Linked DNA regions of Homo sapiens: region 2 is linked to region 1. Evidence: chromatin contacts called from ENCODE Hi-C or POLR2A ChIA-PET data. All regions are on one chromosome and are shown on one strand. Each heading gives the region's core, a stretch centred on a gene start or an enhancer-like site at or near the end of the contact. The rest is flanking DNA. Distances are from core to core; before and after follow the strand shown. Region 1 holds the start of LINC01554 (long intergenic non-protein coding RNA 1554). Region 2 overlaps CAST (calpastatin).

Region 1 (4,607 bases), core at 1,564-4,063:
CCGAGATCAAGCCACTGCACTCCAGCCTGGCTGACAGAGCAAGACTCCGTCTCAAAAAAAGAATAAAAAGAAATTAATGCAGTGAGATTGGTTTGAGAATTGGGAAGAATTATACCAAAACAATTCTTAGCCGAGTGCCTGATACTTGGTGAACAGTCAACAAACAGTAACTGATACTTCAGAGCATTATAGGGATTTGTTAAATCCTAGTTTTAGGATTATTTAGGAATAAAGCTCAGAGACAAAGCAATCCTTCATATTAAAATTGTTTTACAATTTACAGTGCTTCTTGACATTGATCTCATTAACTGCCTTCATTTGTAACCTTGTATGACTGCAAGCTCCTTGAAGACAGGGCCATGTCTTGGTTTCGTATCTCCCCCTCTTAACACTGTCTGGCACATAGTTGGTTTTTACAGTGGATTAAAGGCTCTTACCACAAATTCACTGATGCCTCCCATCCAGAGGTGATGTCTATGTATTTTATTTCCCCTTTTGAATCTGGGCTAACCTGTGACTGCTTTGACCAACTGAGTATGGTGGAAGTGACATTATGACACCTCTAAGCCTAGCCTTAAGGCAAACCTTGTCTCTTGGAGCCCTGAGCTTTCATGTAAGAAGCCCAGCTACCCTGCTGATGAGTCCATGTGGAAAGGCCTAAGACCACATGGAGAGGGAGTGGAGCCCAGCGGAGTCCAGCTTTCCAGCCATCCCGGTCAAGGGATCAGCTAAGTCGGCAAAGCCATTTTGACAAGTCCAGATCAGATCAGCTGCTACTTGAATATCTCAAAGGACTCCAGCTGACTCTACAGGGAGCAGAATCACCCAGCTGAGTCCTGTGTGAGTTCCTTACCAACAAAAGTCATGAGATACCTTGAAATGATTGTTTCAGCCACGAAGCTGGGGTCATTTATTATGAAACAATAGATAGCTAGAACAGCTCTTACTAAATGTTTGCTATGGATGGATAAACAGATGGATGGGTGGATGGATGGATGGATGACTTAGAAGGGCCATTATTTTTCCTAGAGGAATAATGCTCAGAGATAAAGCAACTTGCCAAAGTTCCTGTAGTAAGCATTTGTCATTATTTCCTCCTCCCTTAGCATCTGAACCTCCTTCTCCTTTTGGAGAATTTTCTGTCTTATTAGGTAGAGCTACTTCAAATTACAGAAACAAAAATGCCATATATGCCTTTCCACAGCCTTCTTTAAAGCTAAGGTACAGGCCCGTGGTGCAAGATCTTCCAGTGAGACACTCCTGCCTCAGACTGTGAATCAGAAACTGGGGCAGGCTCCATTCCAGTGGGTGGGGGCAGCAGTTGGAGTCTCAGCAACACAGACCCTCCAGAAGCCCTGCAGCCACAGCCCCAGCAGCAGGGTCCTGTGTCCAGGCTTCCTGGTACGAGCCCCCCAGCCAGGTCCCATGTCTAGTGATATGAGCCAGAGTTGCTGTGCCTGGCAGCAGCAGGATCTTCACTGCATTGTGAATCCAGGCCGTTCTTCCTATCTCCAAGCTTGTCATCTCTCCCTCTTAGGGGTGGGGTGAGCTATGCTATCCTATCTATTTTTAATAAGTTCTTTCTCTGCTGAAAGCTAGGAACCCTGGCTGACAGTACCAGATGTGGATTTCTCATTCTAGGATGCCATGTTCTCCATGAATAATTTTCAAATGGTGTCCTGAAGGTCCTAGGGTTCTCCTGGGCATAGTCTGTAGTCCCAGCTACTAGGGAGGTGTGAGAATCGCTTGAACCTGGGAGGCAGGGGTTGCAGTGAGCCGAGATCACACCACTGCACTCCAGCCTAAATGACAGAGCAAGATTCCGTCTCAAAAAAAAAAAAAAAATTCCTTGGTCTGTTTGCTCTAATATTTTTGCTTTGGGTGGTATGTATTGTTGTCTTGTACAGTTTTGATCTTTCTTTTAATGTAATTTTCCTCCTTAAGTTTTGACCTTCTTCTGTCCTGTGAGCTCCTGTTGAAAGGGGGTATTGGCTACTCTGGCACTCTGCATCAGGAAAGGAGTATAAGGGAGGGAAGGTGGTGAGCCCCAAGCATTAGAACCACCATTCCTATTCCCATTTGCTAACATTCCCATTTGCAACTCCAGCCAAGATTTACCTTTAGCTTTAGGAAGAAGAGCAATAGGGGTAAGTGGTTTGTTGTCAGTTTTTAGAATCCATGCTTCCTTCTTGCTTCCATAGCTTCTTCAGCATTGCCTTGCAGGAAGGAGCTACAGCCACGCCAGTTGGACAACTAGCAGGAAGTGGAGATTCTGAATAAATGATTAATCAATTTCACCTAGCGGGACAATTAGAAGAGGAATAACTTACATGTGAAGCAGAGCTGGGTGCCAGCTTGTCATGGCCTGGACTGTTGGCTCTCTCTGTGATCCCACTGTGTCTGGAATTGGTGGGTTCTTGGTCTCACTGACTTCAAGAATGAAGCCGCGGGCCCTCACGGTGAGTATTACAGTTCTTAAAGGCAGTGTGTCCAGAGTTTGTTCCTTCTGATGTTCAGATGTGTTCGGAGTTTCTTCCTTCTGGTGGGTTCGTGGTCTTGCTGGCTCAGGAGTGAAGCTGCGGGACCTTCGCGGTGAGTGTTACAGCTCTTAAGGTGGCGCATCTGGAGTTGTTCGTTCCTCCCGGTGGGTTCGTAGTCTGGCTGGCTTCAGGAGTGAAGCTGCAGACCTTCGCAGTGAGTGTTACAGCTCATAAAGGCAGTGTGGACGCAAAGAGTGAGCAGTAGCAAGATTTATTGCAAAGAGCAAAAGAACAAAGCTTCCACAGTGCAGAAGGGGACTGGAGTGGGTTGCCAGTGATGGTTGGGGCAGCCCGCTTTTATTCTCTTATCTGGCCCCACCCACATCCTGCTGATTGGTAGAGCCCAGTGGTCTGTTTTGACAGGGCGCTGATTGGTGCATTTACAATCCCTGAGCTAGACACAAAGGTTCTCCACGTCCCCACCAGATTAGCTAGATACAGAGTGTCCACACAAAGGTTCTCCAAGTCCCCACCAGAGTAGCTAGATACAGAGTGTGGATTGGTGCATTCACAAACCCTCAGCTAGACATAGGTTGCTGATTGGTGTGTTTACAAACCTTGAGCTAGATACAGAGTGCTGATTGGTGTATGTCCCTGAACTAGACATAAAGGTTCTCCAAGGCCCCACTAGAGTAGCTAGATACAGACTGTTGATTGGTGCATTCACAAACCCTGAGCTAGGCACAGGGTGCTGATTGGTGTGTTTACAAACCTTGAGCTAGATAGAGAGTGCACATTCGTGCATTTACAATCCCTGAGCTAGACATAAAGGTTCTCCAAGGCCCCACCAGAGTAGCTAGATACAGAGTGTAGATTGGTGTATTTACAGTCCCTGAGCTAGACATAAAGGTTCTCCACGTCCCCACCAGACTCAGGAGCCCAGCTGGCTTCACCCAGTGGATCCCGCACCTGGGCTGCAGGTGGAACTGCCCGCCAGTCCCACACCGTGCACCCGCACTCCTCAGCCCTTGGGTGGTCGATGGGACTGGGCGCCCTGGAGCAGGGGGCGGCGCTCGTCGGGGAGGCTCAGCCGCACAGGAGCCCATGGAGTGGGTGGGAGTCTCAGGCATAGCGGGCTGCAGGTCCCGAGCCCTTCCCGGCGGGAAGGCAGCTAAGGCCTGGCGAGAAATCGAGCGCAGCGCCGGTGGGCCGGCACTGCTAGGGGACCCAGTACACCCTCCGCAGCCGCTGGCCCGGGTGCTAAGCCCCTCATTGCCCGGGGCCGGCAGGGCCACTCGGCTGCTCGGAGTGCAGGGCCCGCCAAGCCCACGCCCACCCGGAACTCCAGCTGGCCCGCAAGCGCCGCCTGCAAAGCCCCGGTTCCCGCTCGCGCCTCTCCCTCCACACCTCCCTGCAAGCTGAGGGAGCCGGCTTCGGCCTTGGCCAGCCCAGAAAGGGGCTCCCACAGTGCAGCGGTGGGCTGAAGGGCTCCTCAAGTGCCGCCAAAGTGGGAGCCCAGGCAGAGGAGGTGCTGAGAGCGAGCGAGGGCTGTGAGGACTGCCAGCACGCTGTCACCTCTTACCACTATCATCTTCGTCATGCAGTCCCTGATAGTCCTACCCTTGACCTCCAGAAGTTGATGCTCCAAGCATGAGGCAGGGGCGCCTAGAGTTCCTGACCTCAGTGACCTCATTGATTCCTGTGTTTAAAGTTTCTGAGGAACCTGAAGGCTGACTCAAAACTGCCTGAGATCTTTCTTCATCGTTCAGTTCAAACACAAGCCACAATTGCCTAGGCAAGTAGAAAGGGAAGGTAGATGTCAGCAAAAGCCTGGCTTGCCTGCTGCCACTGTAATGAAGACTGGCCAGAGAAGCACAGACAGGACCGAAGAGCTTCACGTTGTACAGAACAGCAGGTCTGGGAAACAATATGGCCTTGCTCGGTGATCACTTACAGAGAAGTGTCCTCAATGTCTCCTTCCTCAGAGAAACAAAGCCATTTCCTTGGCAACAAAACCCCATACTTGTGTACTTTGCTAAAAATTTACAGTGCAAGGCCAAGGCTGATTGCATGTGTGCACTCATGCTGAGCTTTCGAAACAGGCTTTGCTGATGCCCATCTGCCAAC
Region 2 (4,627 bases), core at 1,571-4,070, 830 kb before region 1:
GCTTTGAACTTAAATTCATGCAGTGCTCATGAAAACCTATCTGACACATTCCACATAGGAAAATAATTCTAATATCTATGTAAATAAGTTTTGCTCATAGGAAAACAAGCAGTGACCAACATTATGAAGACTTATAGAGAAAGACAAATGTACCGGGACCACACAGAGAAATACCACAAAAGAGGTGATGCAAATGCCCTGTGATGATTAATCATGTCCTGCTAGTAATCCTCCTGCCCCTCTGTTAAAACTCATGAGGGGCTGAATGATACACAGAACAGAGTTTAAAGTGGAAAGCCATTTCATAGGTTTCACTCCAAGCAAACTAGAATAGAGGAGCTTGATTCAAGAAGCTGAACACTGTCATTATGAGCCAATTTCAAGAATTCCTGGTATAAAATATTGTCTCTAGAAGTTTCTATTTTTTCATTTTCTCATAGAAGAGAGCAGAACTTAACCAAACACTAAAGGAAGCCTACCAAATGCCAAAAATCTAGGCAGAATCTCCATCCTAATCGAAGCCAATGGAACTATATTGAAAAGCACAATTGGTGAACCACTTGTGTCATGCATCTGAAACAGAGCAAGCTTATGTCCCTGAAAGACCCCCTCTTTCCTGAATGCTCATACTCCACACAGAAATGTAGCCATCTAGAAAACCTAGCAGTCAAACCTCTTTGGTAGGAGTCCTCTTCATGAGGCAACCTATCTTTATTCCCCATTAGTGCCTCTCTTTCTAACCCAAGTCAAAGATTCCAAATCCAAATCCTGGAAACCAACTAAGCAGAAATCTGGTGCGTTCAGTGGAGTGGGCAGGGTGTGGGAGGATGGGTTGTGCGCAGGGTGTGGCAGTAGCATGCTGCACCTGGGGGAGTAGTTGTCCTAAGTACAAAGTGGCCTTCTTGGGGGTGGAGGTAAAAAAAGCCGCATTAGCAATCCTTGCTAAAAAATGGAGTTATTCCCTGCATCTCATTTCATACAGTGGATGTTCTGTAATGAATGAAAGTCCACTAGGTAGTGGGGATTTTACCAGCATTGTGCATATTCACCTGCCAAACAGCTGTAGGTCTGAGGAGATTTAGTTAGCAGGGACATAGATGAAGAGCAGGGCTAAGGACAATGTGCTCATCACAGCTGACAAGCTCTAGGAGTAGGCCAAGCTCTCCTTAAAAGAGTAATCAGAAAGAAATTTTGCCTCTCAAAACCACCACAGAGAAAGGCAGAGGGCATCATTACCCCGAAGACTGAAAAAGACAGATCTCATAAAATGATACAGAATAAGAAGAAAATTCAGACAAAAGTGTACATCCTTGATAGGAAACAAGATGGTATTACCTTCATGAAATGGAGTAAAGAGCTATAGATTGAGATGGAATGATAATGGAGTGAGACAAAGAGGTAAGAGAGGATAAGAAGGGGACACAAAGAAACCAAAAACGAAAACCAAAATTTAAACCTGTATTAGAAGTTTCAAAGAGCAGAATTTAGAAATAAAATATGTGGGGGGCAAACTTCAGAAACTCTCCTAGAGTGCAAGGGTAAATGTCAGCAAAAGAAAATTGTGAGGCAGATGATTAGTGAATGTCTAATGTCAGAATTACAGTAGTCTCTCTTATCTGCAGTGGATATATTCTAAGATTCCCCAGTGGGTGCCTGAAACTGCAAATAGTACTGAGCCCTGTATTCACTATGGTTTTTCCTATACATACATACCTATAATAAAGTTTAATTTCTAAAATAGGCACAGTAAGAGATTAACAACAATAACTAATAATAAAATATAACAATTATAGCAATATACTGTAATACAAGTTATGTGGATGGGGTCTCTCTCTCTCAAAATATCTCATTGTATTGTACCGTGGGTAACTGAAATCATGAAAAGCGAAACAGCTGATAAAGAGGAACTATTGCATATGTAGGTTTAGGAAGAAACAAGGGAAACCGAAACAAGAGTAATAATTAAAGAAATAATGAAATAACAGACATTCCAAGACAAATTAATAAAGAAAAACACATATTAATATATAAGTACATCCTGGTAGTATTTTTTTTTTTTTTTTTTTTTGAGACGGAGTCTCGCTCTGTCGCCCAGGCTGGAGTGCAGTGGCGGGATCTCGGCTCACTGCAAGCTCCGCCTCCCGGGTTCACGCCATTCTCCTGCCTCAGCCTCCCAAGTAGCTGGGACTACAGGCGCCCGCCACTACGCCCGGCTAATTTTTTGTATTTTTAGTAGAGACGGGGTTTCACCGTTTTAGCCGGGATGGTCTCGATCTCCTGACCTCGTGATCCGCCCGCCTCGGCCTCCCAAAGTGCTGGGATTACAGGCGTGAGCCACCGCGCCCGGCCCATCCTGGTAGTATTTTTAAATTGTAAGAACAAAAGAAAAAAATCTTGCACCAAGGCAAGAAAAATAGGCTTCCTAAAAAGTAAGTCAAAAGTAGGCTGCCTCAGACATCTCTGAAGCACAAAAAGCCAGAAAACCACGAAGCAATAGATACAGAATTTTGAGGAACAAAACTGTGACCCAAGGATGTTGTACAATTTTGTATTGATGGACTTTCTTGTGAGTCACCAACGAGAAAACATGCTTACATTCACACACTCAGAAAATCATCATTGTGCTCCCTCCCTGAAAAAAATATCTTAGAAAATACTCTGGTCAATGAAACAATAAATGAAAATTTCAAATGAAAAAATGGGGAAACCACAGTTGAAAAGAATCTTGTAACTTCCCAGAGTCACTTTAGCCTCCCAAGTCAGACTCAGCTCCCAAGTCGCACCCAGTGCGAGCCTGTGCTGGCCTCTTGGGGCTAGATATCCCGGTGAGCCAGGCATGACTGCCTCGGTGCAGCTTTTCGGCTTAGCTTTTCTTGGCACTGAGACATGAGCTTGTGCAGCCACAATCGACTCCCCACAACTAGTATGAACTCTCTTGTCATGACATAAAAGAATGTTAAAATGTTTGCTGCAGTACTCTTCTAGAACTTGCTAATGACAGCTAAATCACTTGTGGGAACACTGTCACAAATTACTTCTTGAATAAGAAGTAAATTTCTCCTCCCTTCAAAAACAGAGCACAAAATAATGAACATTAAATGCCATACTGAATGCCAAGGTGCTTGAATAATGGTTTTCTATATACTTAAATGCCACACACACTGATGGGTCTTTTTTTAATTGGAAAAGATTTATCTATCACAAAGCACATTATTTATCATTTTCAGACTAGGCCCTATAATGGTGTTCCTTTGCTATTTCTGCTTAAAAATCAAGATATGCAGCATTTCAGTAAACAAAATAAGCAAACAAAGAAAAAAGATGCAGGAAAATACACCAAGATGTACATAGTGCCCATTTCTCTAGGTGCTAGAATCCTAGATGAGGGTGTTTATTTTCCATTTTTCTTTTCTTCTTCTTCTTTTTTTTTTTTTTTTTTTTTTTTTGAGACAGAGTCTCGTTCTGTTGCCCAGGCTGGAGTGCAGTGGTGTGATCTTGGCTCCCTGCAACCTCCGCCTCCCAGGTTCAAGCAATTCTCCTGCCTCAGCCTCCCGAATAGCTGGGACTATAGGCGCCCACACCCACGACCACGCCTGGCCAATTTTTGTATTTTTAGTAGAGTTGGGGTTTCACCATATCGGCCAGGCTGGTCTTGAACTCCTGACCTTGTGATCCGCCCACCTCAGCCTCCCAAAGTGCTGGAATTATAGGCATGAGCCACCACGCCTGGCCAAGGGTGTTTATTTTCATTAAATTCTCTGGTACTTTCTAATTTTTTTCCAATAATTATATTTTAGCTACACAATCATTAAAAAGTACTAAAATTGGCATATATAATAATTATAAATACATGACATTATCGCGTTAATTTAAGTATATACACACAAGTTTAGAGCAGTAGTTTAAGCGGTAAGACTCAGGGTAATATTGTTTTTCACAAGTATGTATTACTTTTGTGATTAAAAAAGTCTAACTTTATTAAAAGAAAAAAGTAAAAAAAAAATGTTTGAGTCATTCAACATTGAATTCATGCATTCTAAAAGGAGGAGAGGTAAACACTGAGGAAAAGCATGCCACCAATGCCATTAGAGTAAGGAAAATGTAAAAAAACATCTTTTCCTTTAAGGCAGAATTTCCGTTCGCTTTTATTTGTGTTTTCTTTACTCATAAAAATAAATCCATTGTTAAATTTGAAGCTTTTAAAATTGGCTCTCTGAGATCATGCCCGTTTTATACTTTAAATTCCATTCCCCAGGACTTTACTGAAATATGTTGCTAAAAGATTCACACTCTCTCAGTGTGGCCGGATGTGTCAGTTTCATCCTTTAAATAGATTTGATTGCAGGTTTGGAAAGACTTATTTGTTCTACTGCATTTAAAGTTGCTGATGTTAAGTGTTTTCATTTTTCTTTTTCCTCCTCTCTAGTTATTTTATCTTTGGCTTGTTAGTCCATGCAACTTTTGGTCCTGTAATTCCTCTACATCTGAGAAAGAATTGAAAAATTCATAACAATTGGTATAAACAAGCAAACATAAATAAATTCTCTCAGACACTTACCTTACCCTATCCTCAAGTATTTGTATTTCAAACGCAGCATGACAAATGTATTAGCTTCAACATTCTATT

What was found. A loop is a pair of places that touch in the nucleus more often than their neighbours do. ChIA-PET counts read pairs that join two places held with the same protein, here RNA polymerase II (POLR2A). Pooled maps may share reads with other maps.
Region 2: a loop to region 1 is called in a map of mammary epithelial cell, with 4 times the contacts of the local background. The contact joins the enhancer-like site here to the promoter of LINC01554 in region 1. A Hi-C loop is called at or near these places in 1 of 168 maps with a recorded cell type or tissue (mammary epithelial cell), 1 of 37 single-sample maps with no recorded cell type and 7 of 50 pooled maps. POLR2A ChIA-PET finds 5 or more read pairs at or near these places in 5 of 52 experiments (A673, MCF 10A, RWPE1 and 2 more).

What each region holds. Positions count from the first base shown.
Region 1 is chr5:95,850,438-95,855,044 of GRCh38, reverse strand. It overlaps LINC01554 (long intergenic non-protein coding RNA 1554), which reads right to left and starts at 2,813. Exons shown (of 3, transcript NR_026936.1): 1 at 2,331-2,813. LOC124901029 (a long non-coding RNA gene) reads left to right here and starts at 2,340. Exons shown (of 3, transcript XR_007058876.1): 1 at 2,340-2,459.
Region 2 is chr5:96,679,174-96,683,800 of GRCh38, reverse strand. The region is part of intron 2 of CAST (calpastatin); the gene reads right to left. Among named protein-coding and RNA genes, the nearest start is that of CAST, 19 kb to the right of the region's middle. Within about 2 kb of position 2,820, at least 3 of the 41 ENCODE cell types and tissues checked have a DNase peak (open chromatin) inside an H3K27ac peak, as active enhancers do.